Linked DNA regions of Mus musculus: region 1 is linked to region 2. Evidence: chromatin loops called from intact Hi-C (ENCODE). Cell type or tissue: left cerebral cortex. All regions are shown on one strand. Links, peaks and the distances in the headings refer to the core of each region. The heading gives the core; the rest is flanking DNA.

Region 1 (16,240 bases), core at 4,705-12,704, 140 kb after region 2:
AGGGAGAGGGAGAGAGAGAGAGAGAGAGAGGGAGAGAGAGGGAGAGAGAGGGGGTAGGGGGAGGGGTAGGGGGAGGGAGAGGGAGAGGGAGAGGGAGAGGGAGAGAGAGAGAGAGAGGGAGGGAGGGAGAGAGAGAGAAAGAGGGAGAGAGAGAGAGACTGGGCTTTTGAAAGCTCAATGCCCACTCCCAGTGACACACTTCCTCCAACAAGACCACACCTCCTAGTCCTTCTAATCTTTTCCAAATTGTGCCATACCCTGATGACTAAGCATTCAAATATATGGGTCTATAGGGGGCATTCCTATTCATATCACTACAGACAGGGTCTCTCTCAGGTTGGCTCAAGCTTATGCCCACCAGAAGGTTTGGCTGTAAAGACAACTGATCTCATGGGAAGCCAAGACAGCTAAACATTTGGCTCCTTCATGGCAGAAAAGAAGTCAAGCCTGAGAACCAGAGAGTACTGTTCTCAGTCTCTCACCATCACCATGGCCCCAGGGAGCTGCTGTCTCAACTTATTAGGGAAACTCATTTCCTTCTCTTCCTTCCTATTCTCCCTCTCCTCTCCTCCCCATGTTACCCTTGGCAACATCTATAGGTTTATACTGACTACAGCTTCTGGTGACCAGTACCCTTGTTACCTGGTTCTGCTAGCCAGTTATAGTGGATATTCTTCAGTTTGAGCCTGATTGGATGGAGATTCCCTTAGGAGGTTATGAAAGCACACCTCAGAGTGCATCTGAGAAGATGCTTCTAGAGACAGTTAGATCCTGAGGGAGGGCTCTGATCTAATCCACCAATGATTCAGCTGGGGGTTGGAGGATGGGGCGTGGAACCTAGTCTCAGGAAATGCATTGCTGAGGAATGAGATTTTGAAGGGCATGTCTCTGCCTCCACCCTTTGCCATCTTCACTCTCTGCTTCATGGCTGCGGTGGGGTGGGCAGCCTCCTCCACTCTTCTGCCTCACCGCAGAAGAAGCATGGTCCCGTAGCATGGAGCCAGTTGACTAAACTACAGCTCCCTGTGAGCCAAGGCAAATTCTTTCTTAAGTTACCTTCTTCAGGCATTTGGTCACAGTGACAAATGGCAAATATAGCCTTACTCTCTGGGGGAAAAATCAGCTTTTTTCCACTAATTCTGAACCTTACAGTCTTGTCTACATAATTGCTCTAAGTTCCTGTCTGGCTGTGGCTGCTTTGCAATATTGATGGCTCAGGTGCTGCTTCAGTCAACCACAGGTTGGCCTGGGTTATGCACAGGTCCTTTGGGGGAATGTCCCTTCGTAGAACCTGTGGGCTTCTTCTAGTGCTCTGGCACAGATGCACACACTTGCCTTCTCCCCACTTTCTCAAGGAGGAAGCTAGAAGTACCGATTGCATTAGGGGCTTGTCCCGACCAGTCGTGGCTTCTGCTACCCTTACAGTCTGGGTAGAAAGGACTTGCAAGCCACCCTGGAGTATAGGTGGTCTCTTCCTCAGCCTGGCCTTTTGTCCCCTAGACAGTTCAGCCTATGTATGGTTCACGGTGAGTGCAGAATCCCTCCATTGGAGGTGACTGCTTCTAACTTCCTTACTGCTCTAGTCCATCCTTCTGGAATTTAAAGAGCATCTGGTGCCTTTCAGCTGTGATGCCTGGTGCTGAGGGTGTGGCTGGATGATAATTGAGAGGCCCTCAGTTCACTCTCCAACGCTGAACAGTAAAGTTATGCATTGTTAGATAATAAGAATTTTTTTGGTATCTTTGTACAAACTACATACCCTAGTTCCTGCAAACATTCCTCAGATGACTTACTTTTGGGCTATTCTGGCACCCTGACTATTCTCCTTAGAATTTGGTCCCATTTGCCTTTTAAGTTATAGCCCAGAGGAGGAAGCAGTTCTCTGGATGTGGGCTAACAAATTCCCAGCCAAGTGTGGGGAGGTTGCTCTCATCCAGATTTCCAGTTAACGTCATTCATTTCGCATCCTTTATTCTAGGAGCAGCCCTTGGTCATGTAACCGGCCAGCACATTACCGTCAGCAACCTTTCTGCTTCTGAGTATGCATCCTGTGAAAATTAAGTCACCCAAAGACAACTCAGGATAAACATGTAAACACACATGCGTGCGCAGGTTTCTGCTTCAAGTTCTTGTTCTGACTTCCCTCAAAGATGAGCTATGACCTGGAAATGGAAACCAAATAAAAGATTTCCTCTTCTAAGTTGTTTTTGTTCACAGTATTTGTTAAAGCAACAGAATGGAAATGAGAGTGATTCAAAGTCAGCCTGGTCAGTGTAACAAGACACTGTCTCAGAAGAAGGAAAGAAAGAAAGAAGGAAAGAAGGGAAGAAGGAAAGAAGGAAAGAAAAGAAAGAAAGAAAGAAAGAAAGAAAGAAAGAAAGAAAGAAAGAAAGAAAGAAAGAAAGACAGGAAGGAAGGAAGGAAGGAAGGAAGGAAGGAAGGAAGGAAGGAAGGAAGGAAGGAAGGAAGGAAGGAAGAAGGAGAAAGAGGGAGATAGAGGGAGAGAAAGAGGGGGGGAGAGAGAGACTAAGGAAGGAAGGGAGGAAGGGAAGGAGGGAGGGAGGGAGGGAGGAAGGAAGGAAATGAGAACCTGAAGACTTAGTCAAGATTGCATGCTGACAGCTGACTGAGCCGGGGTGTGAGTCCAGGGTTCTAATGAGATGCCGTCTAGCGTCTCTCCTCCTGTGCCTATAATGGACTATCAGCTCTAAACCTCAGTGGCCACTTTCCTTTGTGTTCCAACCCTCCCCATACCTTTGCATGAACAGTTAAACTCTACGTTCTTTGTGTCTGAAACCTGCATGCCATTGTATTATTTCCACCATTTCTCTGTTGTACAGGACAAGAGGACGGTGCTCATCAGTCTCCTTGCAAGGCGGCCTTGTTTGGCCACTGTGTGATGGTTTGTTTATGTTCGGCCCAGGGAGTGACACTATTAGAAGGTGTGGCCCTGTTGGAGTAGGTGTGCCATTGTGGGTGTGGGTTTTAAGACCCTATCCTAACTGCCTTGCAGCAAGCATGCTGCTAGCATACTTCAGATGAAGATGTAGAACTCTCAGCTCCTCCTGAACCATGTCTGCCTTGATGCTGCCATGCTCCTGCCTTGATGATAATGGACTGAACCTCTGCACCTATAAGCCAGCCCCAATTAAATCTCCTAATAAGAGTTGCCTTGGTCATGGTGTCTGTTCATAGCAGTAAAACCCTAACTAAGACACACTGCCTACAGCCCAGGCTATGACTGATTGAACAGGGAAAGGACCAATCCGCAGACTCGGGATGTGTGAGCCTGGAAGTGCTCTGCTCAGAGCTCCCTCCCATCCTGTGGTTCAGGGGATGCTGCAGACTGACAGCCTCCACCTGTGGCCTTTATCTCCAGCGTGAGCTTTGCATTTCCCATGTGCTCTGTCAGTGCACATCTGGATGAATGCAGCCTGACCACTCCTGCCCCACTTGTGGCTCCGCTTAGCCGACAGCCTTGTTGGAAGCTCTCTACTGGCCCTGCTGAGAATGGAACTGCTCAATACACTCTTCTTTCTGCTCTGCTCTGCTGAGGATACACAGTACCGAGAAGCCAGAGGTTGGACACTTGCTCTATCTGCCTCAGTGAGATCATTTTATTCTGTCTTGGTAAAGGCGGGCCACGGTTCACCAGAGAAAAAGAAGGGAACGGTTCTTCTGTAAGGTAAGAGTGTCGGGGAGAGACATCAACCCTCAGTAGTGCTTGCATAAATAACTCAATCCCATTTCTCCAGTCTTTCACAGGTCTAAGGTGGGTTTTTTGTTGTTGTTTTGTTTTGTTTTGTTTTGTTTTGTTTGTTTTTTGTTTTTATTTCATGACAGGGTCTCACTGTGTAGCTCTGACTGTGTAGCTCTACATAGACTAGGCTGGCCTCGAACTCATAGAGACCTGCCTGCCTCTGCTTCCCTGGTGCTAGGATTAAAGGCATGCACCAACAAGCCTAGCTTTCTTCCCCAGTTTTGATATGAGACCTGGAGAGGCTGTTACCGTTTTCAAGGGCTGTTCTCCAGCTTTCTTTTCGGGTTGCTTGGCCAGTGATATCAAGTGATGGCCCTTTAAACTCATTCTTCCTTATCTGGTTTTAAATTAGGTTGGATATTTCTTAGAAGGTGCAAAATTGACCAACTTATCGATGAAAAAGTCTCACAATCGTTCAACATTAGGAAAAACTCAAATTGAAGCCATAATGAGATACCACCTCACTCCATTGGCATTGATCACTAAATAAAAGAGAAAAAAAAACCCCATGAGATGCCAACAAGGATTCAATAAATGAAATAGTCAGGCCGGAACTCTGCCTGCTTTCCAGGAGGCCTGCCAGCCTCAGGGACACTAGCTAAGACTCCACTCCTCCAAGTCCTTGCTTGCCAACTCCCCAGAAAGCCCACCCAACAGCGCAGCTAAACTGTACCATACCCTGCTCTCAATTTCCCACCCCACAACTCTGCCTGCTTTTCCAGAGGCCCCTGCACCAGGGATCCTAGGCCACACTGGTAATAGAGACCCTAGAGGAAAGTTTAGCACCCCAAACCCTAGAGGCCACAAAAACTCCACTGGAGACATACTACTGGACCTTAAGACTCACTGGTCACTAGAACCTAGAGCCACTCAGGTTAGAAGAATGGGAGGAAACAGAAGCCAAAGTGGGGGGAAAATCCAAAAATCATCCATCCAACAAAGACAAACTCAGAAATCATCATCTGCATTCACGGTGAGTCCCCTCAGACAGGGTCAGAGACGCATCTTCTGGGTGACTCTAACTCATCCACTTCACTTAGCAGTGAAGATTGACCATCATTATCCCTGATCATCTCTGGGGCTGGTGGCCCTTGGGCTGTGCAGTGTCTAGCTCCATGTGGTCCTCTCCAGGGCAGTCCTCAGGAAAGCTTCCTTCTCTCCCAGTCGGAAAACAACCCCAAAGACAGCCAATGTGAGCCAATGTGATAAGAGATGCTCTGCTTTCCCTGGCAAATCCCTTTGAAAATGCCTCTCCGTGCAGTGTTTTTGGCACAAGCATCCAGAAAAGGGTTATAATAATCATCAGCCTGAAGCCTTAAATACAGTCTTAGGTTCTGCAAATACCATAATGACAGACTTGAGTTCTCAGTATGAGGCATGATTGTGGGCACCGACGCTTAGCAATGTCCTGGGCATGGAAGCAAGTGTGAGTCTTATTTATGTCTGGGATCCAGAAAGAAAATGAGGATATTAAAGGCCAAATGATACAGTGCTCTCACAGAGCAGAAAAGCATCTCCATGAGGCATTTCTGGGAGGAGAATACATCCATGTGGGTCCCTCAGTGCACAAGGCTGCAGGGCCTGTGTGTCAATGTGACAGCAAGATGCATCTGAGTTAGTTGCCTAAAGTGGAGTCAGAGATGAGGCTAGAGCAAATGGGTGGAGCCTCCTTGGGTCCATGATGGACTATAGTTAAAAAACGTTTGTGGCTGTTGATGAAATATAGTGGGACAATGTCTAAGAAGGAAAGAAACCCCAACACCTGCTTTGAACCCACTAGTACCTTTATTTTGGAAGGCAAATGTCCTTGCAGAATTCAAGTTTAAAAAATTATAGTTTCCTTTTGGGGGGTGAGGGGGATGCAGTTGGAGAGATGGCTCAGTGGTGAGAGCCCTTGCTGCTCTTCCAGAGGACCTGAGTTTGGTTCCCAGCAGCCATGTCAGCCTGCTCACAACTTCACCTCCAGGAGCTCCAGCGCCCACTTCTGCCTCTGAGGGACCTGCACTCATATGCAAACACTCGTACACACAAATATTTATTTGTTTTTTTTACATCTTTACAGTTTTTTACATTTTAAATATTTTTCTTTAAAACTAAAAAATAATTATTTTATATATGTATATGAATGTTTTGCCTGCATGTTTGTCTGTTGTTCAAGTGATGTCTGCTGCCCATGGAGGCCAGAAGAGGACACTCGATCTCCAGATCAGGAGTTACAGATGGTTGGGAACAGACATGTTGTGCTGGCTGGAATGGAGCCTGGGTCCTCTGAAAAACAACCAGTAATTTCAACCACTGAGCCACCTCTCTACCCCCTTAAGTGTTTACATGTGCATATATATATATGCATATATATAATGTATTTTAATCATATTTTCTCCCATTACCCATTCTTCTCTCTTACTCCAGTCTTTTCTCTTTCCTCCCCCTCCTCCCTGTCCTCCTCCTCTTTCCTCCCCCTTCCCTTCCTTCACCTCCATTTTCTCCTTCTTTTCCCTCTTTTCTTCTTTTGTGACAGAATGATTTTTATAACAGTTTTTTTTTTTTAAACAGGAGCACAGACAAACTCTTCCTCCTTTTATTTGGCATAAGCCTAGCTAAGAGATATCGGCTGTGTGTTTATAAATCACTCCTAGTTTGTAAAGCAGGTTTTTCTACATTGCATCCCTTAGACCTGGATACAACAGCATTTTTCTAGGGGCCTTAGGTCAAAAGTGGATTCCTTGTGAGTTGTCTCATCTTTTAGGGATTTTCCAGGATAGCCCATGAGTCTGTCTGTCTGTCTGTCAGTGTTCACACGGGACTAGCATGCAGTAGGTTCCTAGCATGTGATTACCCTGTTAGAATACCCAGTACCCAGAGCAGGAGATTGCTGCAGCCTTCCTGAGAGGCCAGGTGAGAGAGGCCAGCCTGAGAATCCCTGCCCTCAGCAGATCCTTCAGGACTGGCTACACTGTAGCTATTTCAACAAGGTGACTGTGTGACATGATGATTTAAAATGCATTATTAGCAGCAGAGGGAAGGTGAGAGGGTCCTGGTTCTAGCAACTGACACCAAAGTGCTGCTCACCTTGGTCTGCTCAGTCACCTGTAACAAAACCATTGCCCTTCAGGATCTGTGGGGTGTTGGTTTCAGGGCCCTCCTTGGGTATCGTGGTTACCAAGTCCCTTAGCGCAAACAGCGAAGGGTTGTAGTGCTGCTGGCTCAGTGGTTAAAACTGTCTGTGTTGTTCTTGCAGAGGACCCAAGTTCTGTTTCCTGCTTCTACACCAGGCAGCTCACAACCACCTATAACTCCAGGGGAATCTAATACCTCTATTCTCATGGGCACCTGCACACATATGCTCTCTCATAAGCACACACACATACACACACACACACACACACACACACACACACACACACACACACACAAAATAAAATAAATCTATTTTTTAAAACCTCAGTATTAGGCTAGAGAGATGGCTCAGGGGTGGTGAGGACTGATTGATTCTTCCAGAGGACCCAGGTTCCCAGCACCCAGCCAGCAGCTAACAACTGTATATATTTACTGTATGTATGTATATACATGTATATCCAGTTCCAGAGCATCCAAAGGCCTCTTCTCACCTTCTAGGCACTGCGCATGTGTGATGAAAATACATTCATGAAACAAAATGCGCTTACACATAAAAATAAAAGTAAATAAATGTAAAACAGTCAGCATGATATATATATATATATCCCACACATGCCTGTATAATTTAAACATTTTCTAGATTATTTCTAATACCTAAAATAATGCAAATGCTGTGCAAATAGTTGTTTCATGCTACATTTAGGGAACTTTGATAAAAGAAATGTTTACACACACACACACACACACACACACACACACACACATATATATGTTCAATATATATGAAAAACTTCCCCCAAATATTCTTGATTTGGAGTTGGTTAAATTTACCAACTAGAGGGCTGACAAGGTGGCTCAGTGTTTAAGAGCACTGACTGCTCTTCTAGAGGTCCTAAGTTTAATTTCCAGCAACCATATGGTGGCTCACAACCATTTGTAATGGGATCTGATGCCCTCTTCTGGTATGTGTCAAGACATAGCATATATATACACACAAACATACATACATAACACACACGCATATATATATATATATATATATATATATATATATATATATCATACATACAGTAAATATATACTTACTAACTAGAACCTGTAGATGCATAAAGCTAGCTAGACCACACACTGAGTGGCTTCAACACCAGGCATTTATTCTCACATTTCTCAAGCCTGGGAAATGTAAGATCAAGGTGCAGGCAAATCCATTTCCTGGCTGGGCTCTTTTCCTGGCGATCTCCATATCCTTACAGACAGAAAGGGAGGAAGCCAACTTTCTGTCCACTATTAGAAGACCCTCCGACCAGTATGATAGAGCCATACCATGCTGGCCACATGTAACTTTACTCACCCCCTGCAAGACCTCTCCAAATGTGTCATATGGGTCAAGGTCAACAAGTTCTGTTTCCTACTTCTACACCAGGTGGCTTACAACCACCTATAACTTCAGCCACATGGGGATCTGACACATCTATTCTCATAGACACCTGCATGAATATGCTCTCTCATATGTGTACACACACATATATACACACAATTAAAAAATAAAATAAATCTATTTTTTTATTTAGCAATAAGTTTGAGGTCACAAAGAAGGAGACTACTATTCCAACTAAAGTCTGGACATGGCAAACTTACTGTCTTGACCAAGAGGGTTTGCTGGGAAAGACAGAACACACACACACAGAGGAACTGCATTTGTCTTTTATTTTAAGTCAGGTGGTGGCTGTGTCGTTTCACCATTGGTTAGGGTATCATCCCACAGTCTTGATTTAATTGGCTTGTCAGAAGACTGATGCACAGAAGTGAGGAGAGGAGAAAGGAGTCACTGATTTCGTGGTGGCATTATCTGGTTGGTTTGACAACACCCAAGTGGTGTGCTCATCGCAGTGTCTTCTCTCGTCTACAGGTCATGCCATGAAGTAGGGAGACCCTGAGGGAGAAGCAAGATGAACCAGGCTGACACATGTCTTTGTGGAAGTCAGAGTCCACTGGGGACAAAGAGCCCACCCTGGAGAGAATGCAACTGATTCACAAAGCTGTGTGCTTGGCTTCCTCATGCACATCACAGGTTATCCATTTAGGATCTGGGTGGGTGGCTCAGGATGCAGTGATGGAGAAATGTTTGTCACATGTAAAGGCCTGGATCACCTGGTGGGCAAATAGAGAGCAAAAAGCACAGGGTTTGGTCAACATTGCCAACAGGCCAAGGATAACCACAGACAAGCCTCTAATCCCCTTTGTTCCTTGATCTAACCGAGAGAGTGCCAAGGTCTCCACCCTTGCTCTCCTTCCTGCCCCACCCACCTACTGTGCCGCAGCCTTTTTCTAACAGCAGTGGGTAGCAACGCCCTTCAAAAACTCAGGGGACATTCTTCCTTTGTCAGAGTGTCACGCTCATACCAGCTTAGGTTGTCCCCATTTAAGACTTTATTCTTCTAGTTGTGAGTCACTGCTGCCATCCTGTCTGTCTTATTCCTGCTGGGAAAGAAGAGTAGGGGAGCGGTGGAACACCGAGGCTGAGAGGAATGCCAGAGGCTGAGGTGGTTCCTTGTGGAGCTAGGGAACATGGGGCAAGGCAGTTACAAGACAGCTCTACTGCCATGGGCAGAGGAAGGAATCACTCCTATAGAGTGGAAGGGACCAGATTGCTGATCCTCGTATTCTGGCGAGGTTACCCATCTCTGTGAGCCTCAGCTTCCTCACTGGTATAAAAAGTCCCCGGTTCTTTGAAAGAATAAGAGAAATGACTCCATTGCAAGCTAGGCAGTGCCTGGCACATTGGGGTAACCCCCACCCCACACCTCTTCCTTCTCTCCTTCCACCTTTGTATATGTTACTTTTCTTGATACTAAGACCAATCATCACCCAAAAAAAGCACTGTAAGGGGAGAAGGGCTTATTGGGGTTCACAGTTTGAAGGGTCACAGCCCATCATGGTGAGGAAGGCATGCAGAAGAAGGCAGTTGCTCACACAGCATCTGCAGGCAAGACACAGAGAGAGGTGGGGTGCTGCTACTCAGTTCCCTTTCCCTTTTTAGGGACCCCACCCCCACAGGATGGTGCCATCCTCTCTGTTACCTCTTTCTGGGAGCATGTTCATAGACTTGGAGATGTGTTTCCATGGTGATTCTAAATCCTGTCAAGTTGACAATGAAGATTAACCATCCTGCTTCTCCTAAAAGGAGAATGAGTGTCTCTAAACAAGCAAGTATCCTCAAACAGGCTGGGCAAAGTGCCACCATGCCACCACCATGTCACCACCATGCACACAAACACCATGCACCCAGAGGGGAACAGGGACAAGTGGGAGAGAACTTGGGCGACCCCTGTATGAAGGGTGGGGAAGGGGAGGGAACATACTCATCTATTCCACTCAACACTGTGCTTACAATGATTTATTCCACATCTCAGACTCAAGACAAGAATTTAAATCCCACTTAAAGGCAACTTTTCTCATGATTCAGCTCCATAATCATCATCAATATTTATCGGCTCAGGCCTGCTTCCAGACATCATAGATCTCCGTCAGTCTGGAAAGCCGAAGGATTAGAGGGGCCACTGAGAGAGAGGGGGGGGGAGGGAGGGAGGGAGGGAGAGGGAGAGAGAGAGAGAGAGAGAGAGAGAGAGAGAGAGAGAGAGAGAGAGAGAGAGAGAGAGAGAGAGACTCCAGGCTCCCAAGGGACAGCTACAGCAAAGGGAGCAGCAAGCCCTGTGCACTAGGTCTAGCAAGGGCCCGGCGACATTCAGAACATGAGGACATTTAGATTCAATGAAGGGAGATGATGTTTTGTTCTCAGTGAGAATGAGATACGCAAGAGGGAGTTGAGTGTGACCATAAAATGAATGCAGGAAAAGTTTCAGGCAAGTTCATGGTTGCCTGAGCTCTGGGAGAGGCACTATGACCCTCTGAGATTGCCTCGAGGAGGGTCACCTGACATGTTGCAGAAATCAAAAGAAGGAGAACCCTGTATCCTCAGGCCTTGGGTTCTGGCCCCATGACTGGCTAGTCATGTGACAATGGTTTGCCCTTGGTTCCTGCTCACGTTTGTGATTTTCCAGTGCTGTTAATCTGAGCTGGAGGAGGCATTCCCAGAGAAAAGGGCTTTTCAGCAGGAAAATGGGCTCTCAGGCAGCTGGGCTTTACTTGCCCCAAACCCCAAATATCTATACCTCCTCCAGCAGCAAATGCACAGGGAACATTTTCAATGAAGAGTTAATTGTGGTTTCCACCCTGAACAGCTTTGTGCATTTGTAATGGGACTTGGAAAAAGAAGCAGTAACAGTGTTAGAAATTCAATGGCTGAGCCCTGTGTGTGTGTGTGTGTGTGTGTGTGTGTGTGTGTGTATAGATTTTTTTCTAATGTTTTCGCCATATTGTGGGTTAGCATCACACACACACGAGATTTATTAGAGTGGTTTGCTGGCTAGTCCAACAGTGGCTATCTCCTGACTGAAAGGCAAAGAATATGGTAGTTGTTCAGTCCTGGAGGCTGGATGTCTCAGGAGTCCAAATCTGGCTCTGGAGTCGTGGAGAGCTGCTAGTCTTCTATGTTGGAATCCTGAAAAAGGTAGTTCTGAGATACGGGAGAGTGAAGGCAAGCAGGCAACCAAAAGCTTCCTTCCTCTATGTCCTTTTGTGTGAGCTACCACTAGAAGGTTTGGCCCAGATTTACAGTGGGCCCCTCTCCCTCAAGTAAGCCAATAAGCTAATCCAGAAAACAGGAGTCTCCAGCAGCTTGGGTTTTAGTGATTCCAGGTGTGGTCAAGCAGGCAGCCAAGATTAGTCATCAGAGTGCATGTCTTGTGTCCTATAAGGCCTCTGAGGTCTCTCCCAGGATGGCTTTAACCTTTTTGATAGAGTCCTCAGCTCTTCTCTTTTAACAGAACCACATGTTCCAGTGCAACAACCATTTAACTGAGGTACAACCACTGAGGTGAGGAACACAAAAGATGGGCAGCTTGCATTTTCCATGTATCCATGCTTGTGGCACCACTGAATTCTACTGTCCGGGCAGATTACCACCCCTACCAGCCTCTCTCATATCCTGACCCGATCAGTATGCACCCCCTAGTCTGCCCTCTACTACTGTATACTTCCCGTCTCTCGGCTATGGTAGAAAGGAGGTGGTGGGACACTGGCAACCGTCTGACTTCTTCCTTTCTCTCAACAATGTCTCTTGTAGCATGCAATGCTCAGTTAAATTCTACTTCCATTGCTATGAACTATTCCACAGTGTAAATATACCAGTGTTTACTTATTAATGCATATTAGGACTTTTTCCCAGAGTGGGGCTATTTCCTACAGTGAAGAGGTGCCATTGTATGAGTACACAGCCCTCACTCTGTTGGATGTGAGCCTCAGAGCATCACTGACGGTCATGTGGTAGACACATGCTCAATTTTAATAAATACTGCCAAATGCCTGTACCCATGTAGATGCCTGCAGAGTGTGAGATTAAATATTCCAGCTCAGATGCTTCAATAAAACACAGTTTAAGAAGAATTCTTTTAAAACTTCAAGGAGAACAACTGCTTTCAGGAGCCCCAGGCTACTTCAGGAATGACAGTTAATATGTTAACCATTGTTACGTGATCACATATCCTCTAACCGCTGACTTCCATCGTATAGATCATTTTGTTGGCCTAGTCTGGGCTATGGTTAATTTCTTAAACATAAGCAGGCATGCTCCCTTAAAAATAATTATAATTTATGGTTATCATTCATTTTGAAAGACTCCATCTGCTCACACATGGATTAATGACTTTACCACTCAGATTATAGATGATTTTCTTTCTAAGAACTAGTGTCACCATACTCTGACAGTGTGATGCATGTGCCTTGTGTATCTTAGGAAGTGACATCAACTCAATTACACACTCCTTTGTTCATTCTTCAAGGTTGGAGTAGCCAGCAGCCCTGTGTAAGGCACTCGGAAGATTAGGGCGTTAAAAAGAAGACTCACGGAAATGGCATCTACCCTCAGAGAACACGGTTCAGAACTCATGGATGCAAAGTCCCCAGTTGCCTAGGAGAAAGTTTGGAGTCTCACACTTCATTCCAAGTATCCTTATTAGGCAGTGGGGTACCAAGGTAGGTGACATTTCAGCAAAAGGAGCTGTCTTAAAAAAAAAAAAAAAAAAAAAACCTAAGGACAGAAGGTCACACAAGGGCAGATTGTTCTTCTAAAACTCCTTGAGGTTTCCTTTCACATAAACCTTATAGGCACCTGCTACCATTGCCTAGAGGTCAAAGGAAGTGATGGGACGCTGGGGGATGGTGCACTCAGTAAAGTGCACATGGCCATTTAAAATCACATTCCTACGCATACTTGAATGAATGGTCATACCCAGGCTGTAGCAGACAGGCATTGTTGGTTACTATAGTGGAGTTTTCATCCTTCCTTTCCTTCTAGATTCTTTTATTATATTTTAATTGTTAAAAAATTTTTAATTATGTGTCTCTCTGTGTAAATTTATGTACATGAAAGTAGGTGCCCACAGAGGCAATAGGTGTCAGGCCCCCTAGAGTTGGAGTTGCAGGTGGTTGTAAGCCAGTGATGTGGCGTTAGGAATTGAACTCTGGTCCTCTGCAGTATAACCCCTGAGCCCTCTCTCCAGCCCCTGCTTCACTAAGTTTGTGCATGCCAGCTTCTGTGACATTCTGACAGGGGAAATGCCCGGCCTTGGATATTCTGCCTCAAAGATCACCTGGGCTTCTGTTCTTAGGAGTAAGGCACAGCATCATGACTCCATGGGAATGAAGCAAGATAGTCTAAATGACAAGTGTCATGGTTTTTTTTTTTAAATTTAGTTTTTAATTAGGTATTTTCTTCATTTACATTTCAAATGCTATCCCAAAAGTCCCCCAGACCCCCTCCTCTCCCTCCCCACTCCCACTTCTTGGCCCTGGCGTTTCCCCATACTGAGGCATATAAAGTTTGCAAGACCAAGGGGCCTCTCTTCCCAATGATGGCCAACTAGGCCATCTTCTGATACATATGCAGCTAGAGACACAAGCTCCAGGGGGTACTGGTTAGTTCATATTGTTGTTCCACCTATAGGGTTGCAGACCCCTTTAGCTCCTTGGGTACTTTCTCTAGCTCCTCTATTGGGGGCCCTGTGTTCCATCCAATAGCTGACTGTGAGCATCCACTTCTGTGTTTGCCAGGCCCCGGCAGAGTGTCATGGTTCTAGTCCCATGAAGAGACACTATGGCCAAGGCAACTCATAAAAGAAGTTAATTTTTCTTTCTGTTTTTATTGTAAATTCTAAATTTACTTTATAATAATAGAAGAATAAATACAAAGAAAATAAATATAAAAGAAAATATGAAATAAAAGCAAATAATAAAAGAAAAATGCTTATTATAAAAGAAATTTAATTGGGGGCTTGCTTATAGTTTCAGAAGTTAGTCCATTATCCTCATGGTAGGGAGCATGGTGGCACTCAGGCAGACATGGTGTTAGAGCAGTAGCTGAGAGTTTTATATCCTGAGATGTAGAGTGGAGAGGGAGAGGAGGAGGGGGGAGAGGGAGGGGGAGGGGGGAGTAGGAGCGGGAGAGACTAACTAGGCCTGGCATGGGCTTTTGAAACCTAAAGCCCATCCCCAGTAACTCACTTCATCCAACATGGCCACACCTCCTAATCCTTCTAATCCTTTAAAAGAATTCCACTCACTGGTGACTAAGCATTAAAATAAATGAGCCTGTGGGGACATTCTTATACAAACCACCACAACAAGCAGAGGGTAGAGGGAAGCTCCTGGTGACTATGGACCAGGCTTGCCTGAACATCATGTCCATGGGCTGAAGACATGACTTAGTGACTCTGGGCATCTCTGAGATGAAGATCTCCAGTGCATCTCTCTCCTGAGTGGTGCACCTGTCTGGGTTGTTGTCCTCCCACAGCAGGTATACAGAATCTTTCCTGTCTGCATTGTTGTCCCTGACAGCTGATGTACAGAAACTTTCCTATGTGGGTTGTTTTCCTCCACAGCTGTTGCACAGAATCTTTCTGCAATATTTTGTCATTGTCCTTCTAGAAACATTCTGGCTTCTTTTTTATACCGAATTTCCTGTTCCTGATATTTTTTCCCCGTTTCTTGGGAAAGATGGTGTGGGAAATGCATTTTGGAGACTTTTTAAAAATATTTTTATTACATATTTTCCTCAATTACATTTCCAATGCTATCCCAAAAGTCCCCCATACCCTCCCCCCCACTTCCCTACCCACCCATTCCCATTTTTTTGGCCCTGGCGTTCCCCTGTACTGGGGCATATACAGTTTGCATGTCCAATGGGCCTCTCTTTCCAGTGATGGCCAACTAGGCCATCTTTTGATACATATGCAGCTAGAGTCAAGAGCTCTGGGGTACTGGTTAGTTCATAATGTCGTTCCACCTATAGGGTTGTAGATCCCTTTAGCTCCTTGGGTACTTTCTCTAGCTCCTCCATTGGGAGTCCTATGATCCATCCAATAGCTGACTGGGAGCATCCACTTCTGTGTTTGCTAGGCCCCAGCATAGTCTCACAAGAGACAGTTACATCTGGGTCCTTTCGATAAAATCTTGCTAGTGTATGCAATGGTGTCAGCGTTTGGAAGCTGATTATGGGGTGGATCCCTGGATATGGCAGTCTCTAGATGGTCCATCCTTTCATCTCAGCTCCAAACTTTGTCTCTGTAACTCCTTCCATGGGTGTTTTGTTCCCAATTCTAAGGAGGGGCATAGTGTTCACACTTCAGTCTTCATTCTTCTTGAGTTTCATGTGTTTAGCAAATTGTATCTTATATCTTGGGTATCCTAGGTTTTGGGCTAATATCCACTTATCAGTGAATACATATTGTGTGAGTTCCTTTGTGAATGTGTTACCTCACTCAGGATGATGCCCTCCAGGTCCATCCATTTGGCTAGGAATTTCATAAATTCATTCTTTTTAATAGCTGAGTAGTACTCCATTGTGTAAATGTACCACATTTTCTGTATCCATTCCTCTGTTGAGGGGCATCTGGGTTCTTTCCAGCTTCTGGCTATTATAAATAAGGCTGCTATGAACATAGTGGAGCATGTGTCCTTCTTACCGGTTGGGACATCTTCTGGATATATGCCCAGGAGAGGTATTGCTGGATCCTCCGGTAGTACTATGTCCAATTTTCTGAGGAACCGCCAGACTGATTTCCAGAGTGGTTGTACAAGCCTGCAATCCCACCAACAATGGAGGAGTGTTCCTCTTTCTCCACACATTTTGGAGATTTTGAATGCTAAAAATATCTCAGTTCCACGAGAGTTTGGCTAGGTATAGAATTCTATAATGGGGAGCATCTCCTTCCAGAAGTTTGAACCCAAAGCCCCTGTTTTCTCTTT
Region 2 (16,240 bases), core at 3,427-11,426:
GTATCTGTGACGCTATTCAACACCATGTGACTTGACAAATGACTTCTTCCTTGAGAGCAGGGCACTTGAATCTTCACCTTATCTGCAGAGTGGAGTTGGGCAGAGTGGAGGACAGTCAGCATTCCTAACATTCTCTCTCTGCTATGGAGTCAGCACAGCTCCAAGGGCCTCTCGGAGTGGAGCTGTGTGCTGGAGTTAGGATGGAGCGTGTTTCTCTGCTTATCTGACGGTAAAGCCATTCCATAGCTGCCGACTTGGCTCCTTTATGTATGTGACCAGATTAAACTGATTTTTTTTTTCAAGACAGGATTTCTCTGTGTAACAGGCCCAGATTGTCCTGGACTCCCTTTTGTAGACCAGTCTGGCCCCTGCCTCCCGAGTGCTGAGATTAAAGGCGTGCACCACCATGCCCAACTTAAACAGACTTTTAAAATACACCCAATACATTTTTAAGCAAGTCTCATTTCACGGAAATACGCTTCCATGAGGAGCAGTGTTAGAATCCCCCAGCCTCACTGTCTGCGTGCTTCGGTTATTCTTAGACTTCTCACATTTTCCACGGCAAGAGGGAGAAGAGAGATATTGGCACAGCCAGCCCATTCTGGATACCTTCCAACGTTTATCAGCCATCACAAAGGCAGTGTGTTGCCTGTATCTTCACAGCTATTGAGAGTAAAGTTGAGGAATCTACATTTCCTAATAGCCAAACTCCTTTATAAATTCATGCTATTTAAGGCACTTTTAAATGGGGACAGCTGTAAAAGGGACATGGAAAGTATTAACATGTAAGATCACTTCTTCAAAATCTTAATTTTTCCAGTAGGTAATTTTTGTCTAAAAGAACTAGGCAGCTTATCCGATCAGTTCTTGCCCACAAGTAAAACAATAATTTAATGTTAATTCTTCCTGGTGTGGGTCAAGAGATCCTTAGGTTCCTATGGGCACTAAGAACTGTAATTTCAAAGCTGAAAAAGTATGCGTTTGTGGTGTGGGGTAAGACAACATTTTCCTTATTTCTTTTAAAAACAAAGGTCACAGCAGGGAGTGGTGCGGTGTTCCCTCCCCTCCCTCCCGGGCTCCGCTGACCTTCCGGCTCGTTTGGGCACCAGGCATGGAACTTCTCCTTTCTCAATTAGAAAAACGAGATTGCTTCTTCACTCAGCACCACAGAGCAAGAACGACTAACTCCATTGACGCCCTTTGAGTGTCTCTAGCTTATCTGGAAGGGGCATTGAACAGGCTGTGCCATCCTCAAAAGGGCAGTTGGTTGCAGGGGAGTAAGTTAGGTTATTAATCTTTTCCATTCTAATTTAAGAACTAGGAAGTTATAGCAAGGCATTATTTACTCCATGTGACACTTCAAGGCTGGGTGTGTCACTATTTCAACCTATGTGTCCTCCAGTTTCCACCTTCCCAGAGATTCCTAAAGCTACTGTGCCTTTGGACATGAGGAAGATGGAAGGAGAAAACCCTGGACGGGGAGAACAAAGGACAAAATAGATATGTAACAAGACTTTATGTTGGCCCTCACAATAAAGGAACAAGAAATCCCCGTGACCTTTTAGAGTGGAAAATCTTCCTTCCTCTTCTTCAGTTAATTCATCACTTACAGGAGGAAATGTGCTTGGGGAAGGTAGAAGACAGCTGCAAATTTACCAATAATTACAATAACATGAGGATCATACACCCACATAGTTCACACACACAACTCACATACTCTCACACCTTTCTCACACATATACACTCTCATACACACACTCACAAACACACTGTCACATCCACACACACAGTCTCTCACACTTTTACACAAATACACTCATACATAGTCACACACCCTTTCACAGTCACACACACACACACACACACACACACACACACACACACACTCTGCAGTGAGATTTAAATAAGGACCTTCCTCCCCAGTAGACTGCAACTTGATGCCTACACAGCCACCAGCACCGCCTCTGCTTTGTGCACTAGCATCTAGGGGTGCCTTCTAAGGCTTCCACTCACCAGCAACACCTCTGGTTCTACAGCCAGAGAACTCAGGAGGCCCTTACAGACTTCTGAAATCCCCTCTGATTTGCCCAAAGGGTACTTGGAAGTCTAAGATGCCCACTCCCATTAGCGAGGTCAGTGGATGGTGCTTTCAATTCTGGCCCATGTCATTACCCTAGCACCGCCACTTGCCAGCTACATGACCTTGAACAGTCAGCCTTAGACACCAGCTTTGTCACAACTATTAACTTACCTAACACAGTCTGATAGTTTGGTTAGTACAATCTGAAAACAGAACACCTAACAAAACAAAACAACCCCCACATTGTTTCCAGAACTGAGAACAAAAGCTTTTGACTAGCAAGAGAGGCTACCAATATGGCAAAGTAACTGCTCCAAATGTTGCTGATTCACAGCTGGCCAAGAGGGCTGTGGAGACGGCACCTTCAAACTCAATTTGGCAAACTCCAATTTGGCAGGGAAGTCAGACACAGCCTGATTCAGCTACAGAAGGCTCTGCCTAGTTTTGGCCAACTGTTAGTAAAGAGTGGGGGAGTATTCCCCAATTTTCCTGGTTCTCATATCAAAACCTCAAACTCAGCTCTGTCTGAAAAGGTCACACACAGCACTATACAAAGGTCACTGTGATAACCCAGTCACTACACACATTACTGCCATTCCTTGATTCCTATAGAGGTAACTTTCAGAAACATGTTAAAGAAAGTATCACTCTGGCCTACTTTGCTACATTTCCAACTGATGCTCGGCCTAAATGGCTTCCTGTAGGTTCATCTTTCTAGCTGGGGACCTAAGGGATGTACCAAGCCTGTGCTAGGTGGGAATTGGCAAATGGAAGACAATGGGTAAACAGTGAGAGGCCTTTAGCTGTTCTCCAGCCCACAGTGATACTTTTGGAATAGCAATTCTCTGCAGAGGAGGTAACCAAGGGGCACCCCAACCACGTACGGTGCCACAGGTCCCTCCTCTCACTCCTGAAGACATGCATGCTGGAAATGTACTCCTACGAAGCCAGAGCACTGGGTCCTTTGTGAACCCAGTTCAGTCCCTAAACTTGGGCTGCATCCATCAGTCACAGGGCCGTGATCAGCCACTGGGTTCCCTCATCCCATGGGAACATCATCTAACCTGCCTCCCTGGTGAATTCTTAAACAACCCTGCTAGTCCACCCTTGTGGCCATGGAATGTACCGTGACCATTTGAAAAAAATAAAAATGGTAAGAGTAATGTGAAGAATTCCTATATTTTAAATTTTCTTCCTCTTAAAATGTATTTTTTTTTCTTCTACTTACTAAAAAGCACCAGCGCCATGGGACATTTGATCTCTCCAAGAGACCTGAATGAATCAAAACGTCTGCTCATGCCTTAACATCCTCCACCTGCCCTCCCCTATAACCCCCCTTTTTCCCTCATTATTCTGGTTTGAGAGAGAAAAGCTTAAAAACTGGAACAGCACTACAGAGGGGCTGCCAGTTTCCAGGAAGTCCTGATCACTCTTTGATAGGTGGTTTGGAGCCTAGGAAGCAAACGGACTGCTGAGTTGAAGAGGGCAAAGGTGCTGAAAGCCTACAGAAACACAGCTTGGTGCCATGGAAGTGAGACAGAGAGCATGCAAACAGACAGGTTGTGCACCCCAACTGCCCCAAGGCTCTGAATAACACCAGGACAACAGACTGGAAAGATAAACACCAGGGCCCAAGGATGACAAACCATTACAGTGATTACTAGACTAGTTCCCCAAATAACGAAGGCTCCAAAGATAAAGCCTGGCCACCATCAATCAGCCTTTCAAATCACCAGCAGAGACTATGAGATTGCTGTTACTAAGTGGGGTTTGAGTAAAACCTGCTAAGAGACAGTGCCCAGATGCATTTCACTGTAAAATCACAAAGCAACTAAAGAATGAGGTCTATTGGATTAAAAAAAAAAAATCCCTTTGGCTCAGGACCCAAATGAAACCAAATCAGGGTGAAAGTGTGTGTGTGTGTGTGTGTGTGTGTGTGTGGTTTCCTCTTTTCTAATTCACAGAATCTGCTATCCCATACACCCAACAAATACATGTTAAGAATGTCTTATGGATTCCCGACACCAGATTTCAGCACGGCTAATGAGGTGAGTCATATGCAGAGAACACTCTCTCTGACTCCAGCCAAAGAACACACTTCCTCTCATACTCTCAATTCAAGGCAAAGTGAGAATGTTCAGACCCGACTCTGCTTGTTAGTCCCCACCCCAAATACACATATAAAGGAAGGAGTGTTTAAAGCCTGTTGCATTATAACATTCCCTTTACTTCACATTAGTACCCCCTAGCCCTAGTCTCAGAGTAATCTAGAATTAGACAGGGCTGGTGAAAGTCTGCCCAGTGCTTTGTTATGCAAACCCAGCCACTCTGATTACTGGGAGCCCATCTGATCTGACACTCGGATTTCTTCTTCAGGTCTGTTGGCTGGCAGCCCCCCTCCGCACCCCCCCCCCCCCCAGGCACCAGTGTTCTTAGCTGAGAAACTGCCGGTTTTCCCTATGACACTTTTAAGAAGTTAAAAATGACCACTGATCACGGTGAAAGTCTTCACTTGAAACGTGAATGTTGACGGAAAGTCTAAGATGCTGCTGATTGGATTTGCTTGTTGGACAGTGATACAGTGCTCAGTCATGCCAATGAATACTTCCTTTTGAGGAGCAGTTAACAGGACTTCTCAATATTTCCCTATCGTTAATATTTCTCAGGGGAAGGAAAACTGTTACACAGCTTTGAAAGGGCCTGGAGAGCAGCGCTTACGCAGATCTGTGTCCCCCAGCCCTGATGACTTAGGAAGCCCCGGCACACTGGTATGGCACTCACTCCACACAGCACACAGATGACTCTACTTGCTCTCAGGGCGAGGACTGTACATCTGGCCAGACCAGAAACCAGAGCTCCCAGGCTGTGCTTTTTCAAGAAACCTGCTTGTCTTCAAATGAAGCAATACTTTAACTTAGCTTTTCATACAGAGTCCTTCAGGGCTGTTTAGTTAATGGTTCCCTCTCATTATTGAGGTACTCCTAAAAGAACAGTCTGTGGAGAAGAGAAGTCACTTCTCCGTGCACTTGTTGCTAAGTAATCCTCAGGCGTTGGTTTTGAAGAGTTCAGGGATGGATCAGTGCGAGTGCCAAGTCTCTTCTCTAACACTGGGCCTGCTCTTTATTCTTAAATGTGATTCTAAGTTTTAGTCCTCAACTGGATAAACACCCTACTAGACCTTTATAAAGCTTTTTTGGGGGGTGGGGTGGGGTGGGGGGTGTTTTCTATCATCTTGGGTTTAAAAAGAGCAGCCTCCCGGTTTCTTATTCTTCCACCCCAAGGTGAGTCACCATTGTTACAAACTTGCCAGCAGAGAACGCTACAAATTAACAAACAGCCAGCGGCCAGCCTTATAATAGGGGGTGGGGGTGTGTGAGTGCTGATAACCTTCCAGGCAGGGAACTGTTTCAATCTTACAAGGTGGAAACAACCTCACAGCCTATTTTCTGTTTTCCTGGACTTCCAGGACCAGCCCCAGTGTCAGCGCCCCTTACTTGTTCCTGTCCAGGCTGGGCCACTTTCCATTGGGAAGACTCTGCCTCACAGGGTTTTGAGTCTAAAGTACTAGCTTTATAGCAGCCAGTGGGTATTTAGTCACACTTTCGAGTTTAGCTCCAAAAGGGCAGCTGATAATGTTACCCTACAACCAAGATTCCTGCTGACATGTGTACCTTGTGTCACCTCTTTCCCTGCCTGGTCTTTAAATCACTACCCATAAGATAGGATTTCTTTTCTCAGCATCTAAGTTAATAGTAAACCAAACCCAGGACTGAAATGAAAGGCTAGAGAGACGCTCCCTTCTCCCACCTTTTATAAACGTTTAACAAACAAGCCAAGGCTCCTACATTTCTAACAATTATGATGTGCACCTTGGGTGAGCTAAACAGTTGTGGGTGGTAGGCCTTATGAGGCTATAAGCCGAGTCACTGGCAGAAAACACTGAATAAGAAAAAAGGAACAAAATCCTATTTTATCCAGGAATGATTCAGCAAGCTGGACTTTCATTTTTCTTACCAAATGTTCAAGACCCCAGTTTTGATAGCTAGGAAGAATCATTTGGAGATATCACCCACATCTAGACCCTAGATGACACTTGAGAAAAGGGGTGGGGGGTGGGGGAAAGATCACAATGACCTTAAAAATTAGCTGCCTTTAAGCTTCTTGGTTAACCAATTATCAAGAGGGTTTTAGTCATCGCTCCACCCACATTTTAATCCTCATGTGGAAAAATCCCAACATTTCAGTATGAAATATTCCTCTGACCAGTTTGCCATTGTAAGCCACAGAGAAAGACATGCACTCATACATGAATGCACACAGGCAACCTAATATCCAATGTATAGAATAGAGTACTCCAAATACTAAGTTCACTAGACACCTGTTAGGGTACATTAAACACTTCGGTTGAACTTAACTAAATTCTCAGTTGAACTGTTATTGTAGCACTTGAGTGCCTCTGTCCTAGGCCTAAAGGCATAACTCTGACTTAAACGTCCTCCTGGATTATTTATTATTATAAACACCCCAATTTCTTCTGGAGGATAACTTCAGAGTTCTGCACACAAAATGATGCTTCAGAGGCAGATGTTATGTGTAAGCTGAGAGCAACAGGTTGTTCAGCACCTGTTGCCACTAAACAACCGTTTGACCTTGAACAAGTCACTTCACCTTCCTAGGCTTTGAACTTCCTAAAAGCCGCTCAAGGTCTCCAAATGACAAAGATACTTTTCGAAGGGATAGGAGATAAAAGATGGGGCTTTAAGGAATAAATGGTTTATAGGAACGGCTTGGATGGCATGTAGGATGGTGTGACACATAGATCCGGTTTCCATCGTGGAAAGTGGAGGCCAGGAGGGAATCAGTTCTTTGCTAGGATGCTGCATACGCCGACCAGCCCACACTGGGCACTATCGGGGTCTCTATTCTCTCTTCCTGGCCCACGTCTTATAATCATCTCTTTCAAGTCTCCAAAGAATGTGCTTCCCTCTGGCTCCATCCAGTATATACCCGGGTGCCTTAGGACCTGCAGTGTCTACAGCTTGTCTGCTTGGTCAGCCCTGAAAAGGGTGGAATGGACTCTCCCACCTGTATTCTCATGACTGGTGCTTTTTCAAGCTAGGAACTGATATTTTCAGGGTTATTTTTTTAAGTTTTTAATCTGCTACTTTGAGGTCAAGAACTAACTCTTCCGAGGTGGACAGCAGTAACCGAGGTGGGAACTCAGTGTTGTTCGTGCCCGATTCCCTCATTCTCTTCGGGAACCGCTCTCGGGTGAGACAGCAGTGCAGGAAACCCGCATGGCTTTTCTAACACCATCAACTGCCCAGTCTCCAGTCCTTTGTTAGATTGACAGTACCCTGCGGCCCTGAAGGGTCAGCCTGGCCCCATTTAAGAATTGTGCTCCGACATAAAACAACACACCCCTCCCCGTCGTTAAGACGATAACACCAGTTACCAAAGGCACATCCTGTTATGGACAGTGGCCCATTTTAAAGCTCTCAAAAGTATACCTTAAAGGCTATCTTTGGGCTGTGAAGTCACACCCTTTCTGGCACCAGCTTCGCTGGGCTGGTTCGGCCTAAGGGGAAGCCAGTTTTTTTCCTTTGGGGGAGGGCGGTCGCCTCTGCGGGGAGCTGGCCGAGCCCCAGCGCCTCCAGGAGAAGGGAGTCTCGACCCGGAGGCTGCCCTCGCCGGCGCCGGGCCGCGGCGAGGACCGCCACCGCGAGGGGGCCCTGTCGGAGCTCCCCGGGGGAAGGGGAGGAGCGCTCCTTCCCCTGGGCACGGTGGGAGGAGGGAGAAAGGAAGCGCAAGGCGCGCGGTGAAGGCGACCAGAGGGCTCAGGCAGGGCAGGCGCCCGGCTCAGAGATGCCGCCCCGGGTGCTCCTCCTCCCGGGCCGCTGCCCGCGCTCAGCACCCGCCCCTCCATTGCCGAGAGCCCGGTCTCTAAGCCGCTTCCTCCCGCGCCCCCGCCCGGGGCCCGGGCTCGCCAGACACTCACCCCCTTCCCCATGGTGGCGGCGCTGCGGGCCCCGCGCCGGGTCCTGTTGCTGGAGACTAGAAAGAGAAGAGAGCAGCTCCCGGCCGGGAGAGCGGAGCCGGGGGAGCCGAGAGGCGGGAACTAGGGCTGCCGCGGGAGGAAAGAGGGAGGACGGCCGGCGCCCCGGACCGAGGCCGCCGCTGCTGCCGCCGCTGCTGCCGCCGCTGCCACGTGTCCGCCTCCTCCCGCCGAGGCTCCGCGCCCCAGACCCAGCCGCAGCTCGAGCCCGTGCCTCCTCCTCACTTCCTAAAATATGCAACCTGCGTGATGGCTCCGCCCACGCGTGCACGTCACCGTTACCGGAGCAACCTGACACCGGCTCCAGCTAGCTCCGCCTCCGCCTCTAACCCCTCCCAGCCGGGCCCAGACCGCGCTAGCGACTGCCTGCCCTGGGCTCCCGGCAGGAGGGCGCCGGTGCCCAGGACGCGGGTGTCTGGGTCTCTCAAGGGCTACGGAGCGCTCCCGCCTGCAGAACACTGGGGACTTGAGTGAGCAGCCTGCGGAGTAGGGTGCGGAAGGTCCACAGTGGGTGCGGCGCAGTCGGGGCTAGTCTACTTGCTCAGCGTAGCTTTTCTGGGGTCTCGAGGGGCCGGGGTTGGACAGCAGCTGCACGACTCCGAGGGATTCCTCTCTGCAGAATCCAGGCCGGCATCCTTCGGCGGCGGCGGATGGTGCTTTCCCTTTGATTCCTTCGTCCTGGGGTCCTCTCACTCCACCACTAGAGAAATGCTTCAGGACATATACACACGCGCGCGTGCGCGCATCACTTACATTTCCCTTCCCTTATGACCCCCAAATGACTATATAAAAAAAAAAAGTCAGTAAGAAATTCATTCACAGCACTGTATGAATGAAATCTTGCAAAAGAGGAGGGGGGATTAAACTGTTTGTTGGAGAGTTTCTCCTTTTTATGGCAGAGAAACCTAAAACCCAAAAGAACACCCATCTTTAGTAAAAGAGGTGGCTCAAGCATTTTGAAGAACAGCATCCACAGCATCCGTGGTTACCTTGAGGGTCTCATCAGACTCACTTCCAGCCAGTCGCATCCCACTCTTGGCCTGGCAGAGTTGCAGGGCGGGGCTTCTAGTTTCAGTGGCTAAGCAGGCGCTGTGATGGCTGAAACTTAACATCAGAAACAACAAAGTATTTGTTGTTGTTCTTACCAATCTCAGGAAAGCAAGCAGTCTGGGAAAGCTTAGGATTCAGAAGAGAAACTCGATTTCCATCTCTGAAAATACCTAGAAGTAAGGAAAACACTAACTTCTTAGATATAGACCTATCAACTTCAAGTGTCAATGCTTTGTAGGATGTAGAGCTTGCAAAAAATAGGTGGGGGTGGGCAGAGGGTAAGGGAAGGAGAAACACCCAAACATCTAGGCACTGTGTTATCAGTTCCTCCATAGAGCAATTCTCAGTACTTCTTAGAAACAACGGTTGCTTATACAACTGTTGCTTATAGCAGAAGGCAGCCTTTATCTCTTCCAGTGATCTACAGAACTTGATTAAATCAGTTTGGGGCTTAGAGAGAAGAGGAAACTATAAGCAAAATTTAAAATCACGATTCTGGGGAAAGACCCTTCAAATCCAGAGTACCAGTACCAGCCCTGTTAGTTCAACTGGAGGTCACAGAGTGTTAGCTAGACTTAAGAAAGTGCATTCCTGTGCATGGCAGATCACTGCCACTGTGCAGCAGGCTTTGCTTGCTGAAGACCTTACTTTAAGATGAATTGCCTATAGGCTCTGATCTAAATGGGAAAACACAACAACTAAAATACAGAAAGCACATGCTTGGGCTGTGGTCCTCCTTACTCATCCACTCACTCATCAAGATAAGTCTGATAGGTCAAGACGCTGCTTTATCTCCACAGCTGCTTCCTTGCAGCTTGGGGTGCTGACAGCCTCTCAGGAGACCCTGGGTTTCTAGTTGTGTTCAAGGATGGAGAAAGGGCAAAATAAGTATGGACGTCTAATTAAACCCTGTATTTTGCTCTTGACTTCATACAATAGTTTTTAACCTGTCCTGGAGTTCTTACATGGCTCCAAATGGAGCAGCAAAACTGTCCCCCATTTTGTGTGTGTGTGTTGTGTGGGTTGCTTTGAATTTGGAAACTTAAACTATCTTTGAACTTCATACTTTGGTGTCTGAACATAGAACCAACTCCCCATGGAAAAAGAGATGGAAAGACTCTGCCTTGTTGAAGTGGAGAGTTGTGGATATGGGTAGAGAACCAAGTAAAGGTGATGGTGGTGCATGCCTTTAATCCCAGCACTCAGAAGGTAGAAGCAGGCAGATCTCTGAGTTCGAGGCCAGCCTGGTCTATAGAGCAAGTTCCAGGACAGCCAGGGATACATAGTGAAATCCTGTCTTAAAAACCATCAACAAAAACAAAAGAAAAACAAAACAAAACAAACGAAACACCAGAACCAAGTAAAATCAAGGCACGGTTAAGATAGAAGTGTGGAGGTCTTAGGTATACGAGGTACACCTTCCGAGGAAGGTGACTGAAGGTCTCTTCTTGAAAGGGATTTCCCCCGCTATTCTCAGAAGAGATTTCTGAATGAAATCTTAGAAGTCAAAGATACACATGCTCCTCTTTTGATGATGATGAAACCGAGATTCAGGGAGTAATGAACACTACACCTCCCTCCTTAATCTAGCAACGCTTTCAAACTGCTAGCTTGGAGCATAGTTAAATGGATGGGCTCAGACTAGGCATTTGCAGAGCTCAGGGCTGCCAGGTGTGGCTGTCTCCAGGAGGAGGCTCTGATCCCAGCTAAGAAGGATTGACCCAATCACTGTGAACAGAGTCAGCAGATGTCTGAAAAATATGATGCAAGGCAGGGTTCTGAGCCAAGAACATTAGCACTTAGAGTGAGCACTTGCAGAGTTGAATAAACACAACGTTGCAATTAAGGACTTTAGGAGATGGCTTGGAGCCCACAGCTAATTAGCATTTTCTATAGGAAGCAAATATTTGGGCCATCAATGAGCTAAGAATTTGGGATGATGAGATTTTCCTTGGCCCTGCTTGCCCTAGAGTTAGCATGTAAACATGCATTAAGTATCCTTTATATTTTACCCATGCCCAGGCTCCCCAAGAAAGCCCCTCTCCTTCCTTGAAACCAACTGTGTTAATCACCTGTAAAGTTCTTCCTAGCTCATTTCTACCCCTCCAAGGAAAATCCATTTATTTTTCTCCTGTTTGACAGCAGATAAATTGTTGCCTGCTTGATTTTTCATTTTAAAAATCACACTTTTTTTTTTTTTTTTTTAGGTGCAGGGCATGCCACAACATACACAACGACAACTTGCAGAAGTTGGTTCTCTTTCCAAGGTTTGAACTTAGGTTGTCAAGTTTGGCAGCAAGCCCCTGTACCCACTGAGCTATTTTACCACCCCACTACTGGCTACTTTAAAAGTGCAGTCCATGCACATAGCTAGCTAGCCATTCCATTTAGAGAGAAATAACTCCAGTTCCTGTAAGCTCTCCTCCCAAATTCCATTTCCTACTAAGCTCCTAATTCCTTTTGAAAGCTCCTTGGTGTATCTTTTGAAAGTTCTTTGTTATATCTTCAAGTACCAATGGCTATAGAAGACTTCAAGTTGTACATCTGGGAATGTTGAAGGTTCAGCATAAAATTGGTGACTGTCATAGATTATTGCCAACCACAACAGAGTCTAAGTTTTAGGTCCTTTACTAGCCATCCTTTTAATGAAACTGTCACTTAAATAATTTACTCTCATTAAGAGCAGCATTTAAAAATAAAGTGGTAATAAAGGTATTTTAACTGTTTCTTCTGTGCTCTACTCTGGTTCCTGAATTTACAAATCAGAATTCTGTTTTCTAGTGTAGTGAGAATTTTGGTTTCTTTAAAAACACAGAAACATTAGAAGAATATTTTCCATTTTAATCCCAGGTGTGAGGTATGGGGCTGCTTCAGACTGTCTACAACAGCTGACTATGATTTGCCTTGTGCAGGGATGTGATTTTGCCACTGGCATATAGTTTCTGTGATTGTGCGTTGCTTGGAATTGTGGGTACTTTTCAGAGGGTATATAAATGCTAGGGCTCCAGAGGTGATGGGTTGTTGGTTGGTTATTGGTCCAGGTTTATTAAGTCTTGTGCAAAGAAGAAGAAGGAGAAGAAGAAAGAAGAAGATACTAGGTATCTTGATAGCAGTAAAGATCAAACTCTACCCTCCCCAACCACAAGGAACTAGATGCCCCTAATCAGCAGGGAGTAGTCTAATGATAATGTCTCCTCCTTTTCTTTGTATCCTTTTCTCTCTTCTACCTAGTGTTAGGGCACTGGAAGGATGAAAAAAGGGTGGGGAAGGGTGGAAAAGAAAAAGAACCCATAAAGTAGCAAAAAGACAGCTACATTCTAGCACTCACCACCCAAGACTTGTACTCTCTTCATCTCCACCCCAAACACTGAGAAACAGTATAGCATCCTTGCAGTGAAAAACTCATTGTTTACATAGATCAACACAGCAAAGAAAAATCAAATGACAAACAGGAAGGGGTCTGGGACTTGGAAATATTCCGTTTCTAGAGTTTCTTCTTCGGCCATCCAGATGTGCAGCTTCAGGCAGGCTGAGCGTGAGCAAGTCCTGAGTCTAGAATGGGCAGCATGGATGGCTGACTTCAGGAGGGTAAACCTTGAGGAAGCAAGTGCCATATCTGGCCCAGATGGGTTCACTATTCTTGGCCTGAAAATTTTCTATACAAAATCAATCAAAAGTGTTGTACGGACGTTGGTCCTACTGAGGTTGGTCCTACTGAGAGCAACACTCTTCTAGAGATGCCAAGATACCAGAGCTGGGTGTCAGAGAACATACACATTTTCTTCTTAGGAAAGAGCTACCTTAAGAGGAGGGGATACAAGGCGATCTTGGTGTAGGTTGATTCATTTATAAAAGTCTGGAAGCTTTTGTAATGGTCATAGAAGCAACAGAAAAGTAGGTCAGGTATGAAAATAGTAACCAGCTCAATTCCTAACAGCTTATGTTTAGCCAAGAGACTGCCATTTTAGTGATGGATGCCCGCCCCCATGTGTGAACTCTTACAAGGAAGTCCCTAGGATGTGCTCTGTCTTTTACTTCCTCTCTCACAAAGAGCCTTCCGCAACCCATAACTCTGGTGCTCCTGTATTAGTTAATGGCGACAAGAACCATTTTACACAAAACAACAGCTCCTCAACACAAAAAGCGAAACAACCAAATGTCCCCAGAATAACTATTACAGGATCTCCAGGCTTATTTCAGAGCCTAACACAATGCCTGGTGTTAATGTGTAAAGACCAAAAGGAATTCTCTCCATCCTGGAAGAACTGAGCATGAAGCATGAAAAAAAGATGCTGGAGGAGACAGTTAGAAACATGGTGAGAGGAGCTAGATCTCACGACATCAGAGCACGGAGGAAGAAGCAGCCAGCTCTGCCAGGGGACAGGAAACATCCCTGACTGGACCTTCAGAGACAGATTCAGGAAGATCAAGGAAACTCAAATCAAACACAGCACGTGGGTAAAATCTTCAGAATATAAGCCTGTTCTGTGGATGATGGGCTATCACAATTCATAATGGTTGGAGCCTGGGTGAGGAAGGGGAGGAGTCAGTGGTGACTTGGGGAGGTAGTATCAAACAACTTGGAGAGGATTTAGAAGTCCTCCAGGGCTTGAACTTCATTCCGGAGGTCACAGTGAGATGTGGCAGGGTTTTGAGAAGGGGTGTGGTGTTGCAAAGATTTCTTTGGCAGAAAAGAAACAGTGCTAAGTTTCCACAGCCAGTCTGCTTATCAACGGCCCTCTAGCCCTGTCAAATTCAGAATCTGAAGACATCTGTCCCTCCCTATAGCTTCCCGATGGCCTACTCATTTTATTTAAAAAGCACATACAAGATTTCTTAATTTCCAGCATGATCCTCATTCTCCACCACTTCCTCCCAACTGCGTCTTCCAAATTGTTGAGGATGGGAGAGAAACGGACTGGGGTTGAAGCTTACGCTTCACAATCAGTTAACATACAACCCCCTAACCCAAAGATGGCTCAATTTTCTGGGAAGACAGGGCATTGTCTTTCTTCTGGTTTCCTGATCCGTGTTGTTAAATGAAACTCCCGGGTAGACCAGAGGCTTCTGTTGTTGTTGGCATTGTCAGAAACCAGTGCTTAATGCAATTGCAGTGACTAAAGAAAATTTAAGCCACCTGGCAACCAATCTCACAATAAAGATTGGCATTATAGGGGATAGAAAAAGGAAGAAGAGTCCAAATTAATGAATAATTTAGCTTCAATTGCCCAAAGAGCTCCAGTTGTATTTGTTCCTTGTGGCAATGAATCTTAGTGTTCTGCCTTCTTGAAAGGTTCCTGCCAACTTGACATTTGATATTTGCTTGCAGACATAGCAGTAGAGGTAGAGGTGGTGGAGACAGTGATGGTGGTGAGATAATGATGGTGGTGATGACTGGTGAAAGTGATGGAGGTGCTGGTGGAGGTGGCAGAGATGCGGATGATGGTGGTCCAGATGTGGCTGATGGTGGTGATGCTCACAGTGGTAGTGGTGATTGAAACAGTAACTGTTTCAGAAGTGTAAGGAATTATCTCGATTCCAAACACCTACTCAGCCTGGGAGATGTAAGTGCCCAAGAAGGATGAAGATCCACAGATATTGATGTAAAAGAGGAGGGAGTACGAGCAGAATCCACTTCTACTCTCTCTCCCTCCCTCTCTCCTGCTCTCATCCAACCAGCAACTTGGCTGCTGACACACAACCTGCCGGTCCCACCAAGTCAGGTGGCATGGGTCACCCCAGGCCCTGCCTGTCTGAATAATTGGTTATTACAGAACCTGTTAAGAACCGGGGGGGGGGGGGGGAATAAGGCCACCAAAATGTCACAGCTGCCATCCAGACAAGACACCTTCAGAGTAAGAAGCCTGGAAACCCAGGGTCCTCACTGTAGGGGCTGATGCCGAACAGCCTTAGGGAGAAAAATATTGTCGAATTGTCTCCAAATGCAATTTATTTTCCTTTCTCCTTTTCTTTCTCTCCCAGCTCCCCCCCCCCCCAAATCAGATGCCATCTGCTAATAAAATTGCTAATTAGCTGGGGAAAGCTATTCTATCCTCCTAAGAACAGACCCAAGAGGGAGCTGTGTTACAGGCAGGTCACTTCAGTTCCAGGAACCAGCAGCCACATCATGCCAGGCAGGCATCTTGCTTGGGGCTGGAGCTTCAGGGAGCCAGCACAGGCCAGGGACACACTTCCCTCCTATGGCTCTAATCTCATAAACCAGAAGTGCTCAAACTCAATATATTCTCTTCGCCCTCTCATTTTTCATAATGGAAAAAAAAAGGCGCAGTGAAAGTTTTGAATTAAGAAGCAGTTGCCATCTGGGTAATTGAATTCTGCTTGAAGCAGGCCACCTGGTTCACATCAGCTTCTCTTGGCAGGTATGGAGGGATCAGCACAAACTCTGCTTGACTTCTAAACACAGGCTCGCTCACATTCCACGGGCAGTGGAGAGACCTTAATTTCTAAGCAGTGACAGCCGCCTTATATCATGTTACCTCGATGCACGGGAGAGTTCCCTGGATGCAGACAGATGAGAATTATAGCACAAATAGTTGGACTTGTTGGTTCCTGGTCACACGCTCCCTTTATAAACCCAAAACTGAACCGCCAGTTCCCTTTGGCTTCCTGTTTGGACATCCATGTCAAAGACACACAAGTGGCTTAAATCACCTTGCTCTCCTTGAAGAGTCAAGGAGTTGAGACTAGTGGAGGAAGAGTGGGTAGCCCTGGAGGAGGGTCAGCCTCCCCTACCCTGCTGCCTCCTACGGAGCTGCCCAACCCTGTTATGCTTCTGTAGCCTGCACAGCATGAGGGAGTTGCAGGCCAGACTCTCCCTCCCACCTCAGAACCACAGACTCAGAGAACACAGGAATCAGAGCGCTAACTGTGTGGCTTCCCAGCCAGGGCTGTCCAGGCCAAGAATGTCTTGTATTTACGTGGAGTGACCTTGCTGATGTCAAGAGGAAGGGTTAGCAAGGACAAGAAGAGCAAGGAGCAGAGCTGCTGGGAACTCGGATGGCCACGAGCAAGACCTTGTGTTTCAGCCTGTTTCT

The links. A loop is a pair of places that touch in the nucleus more often than their neighbours do. Peaks named below come from ENCODE experiments on the same cell type or tissue, not always from the same donor. Only the 100,000 strongest peaks of a DNase experiment are listed, where the experiment ranks them.
Region 1: it touches region 2 in a loop (4-fold over the local background); 3 of 42 quality-filtered maps call a loop at or near these places.

What each region holds. Positions count from the first base shown.
Region 1 is chr3:101,739,215-101,755,454 of GRCm38, forward strand. No RefSeq gene overlaps it. Among named protein-coding and RNA genes, the nearest start is that of Gm33309, 9.8 kb to the left of the region's middle. In left cerebral cortex, for the core only: no CTCF peak of the experiment used is centred there; DNase peaks (open chromatin) are centred at 5,122, 9,419 and 9,969; H3K27ac peaks cover 1,635 bases.
Region 2 is chr3:101,596,325-101,612,564 of GRCm38, forward strand. It overlaps Atp1a1 (ATPase, Na+/K+ transporting, alpha 1 polypeptide), which reads right to left and starts at 8,383. Exons shown (of 23, transcript NM_144900.2): 1 at 8,079-8,383. The coding sequence starts at 8,090. In left cerebral cortex, for the core only: CTCF peaks have their summits at 7,797 and 8,557; DNase peaks (open chromatin) are centred at 4,172, 5,533, 6,030, 6,245 and 7 more places; H3K4me3 peaks cover 5,676 bases; H3K27ac peaks cover 4,678 bases.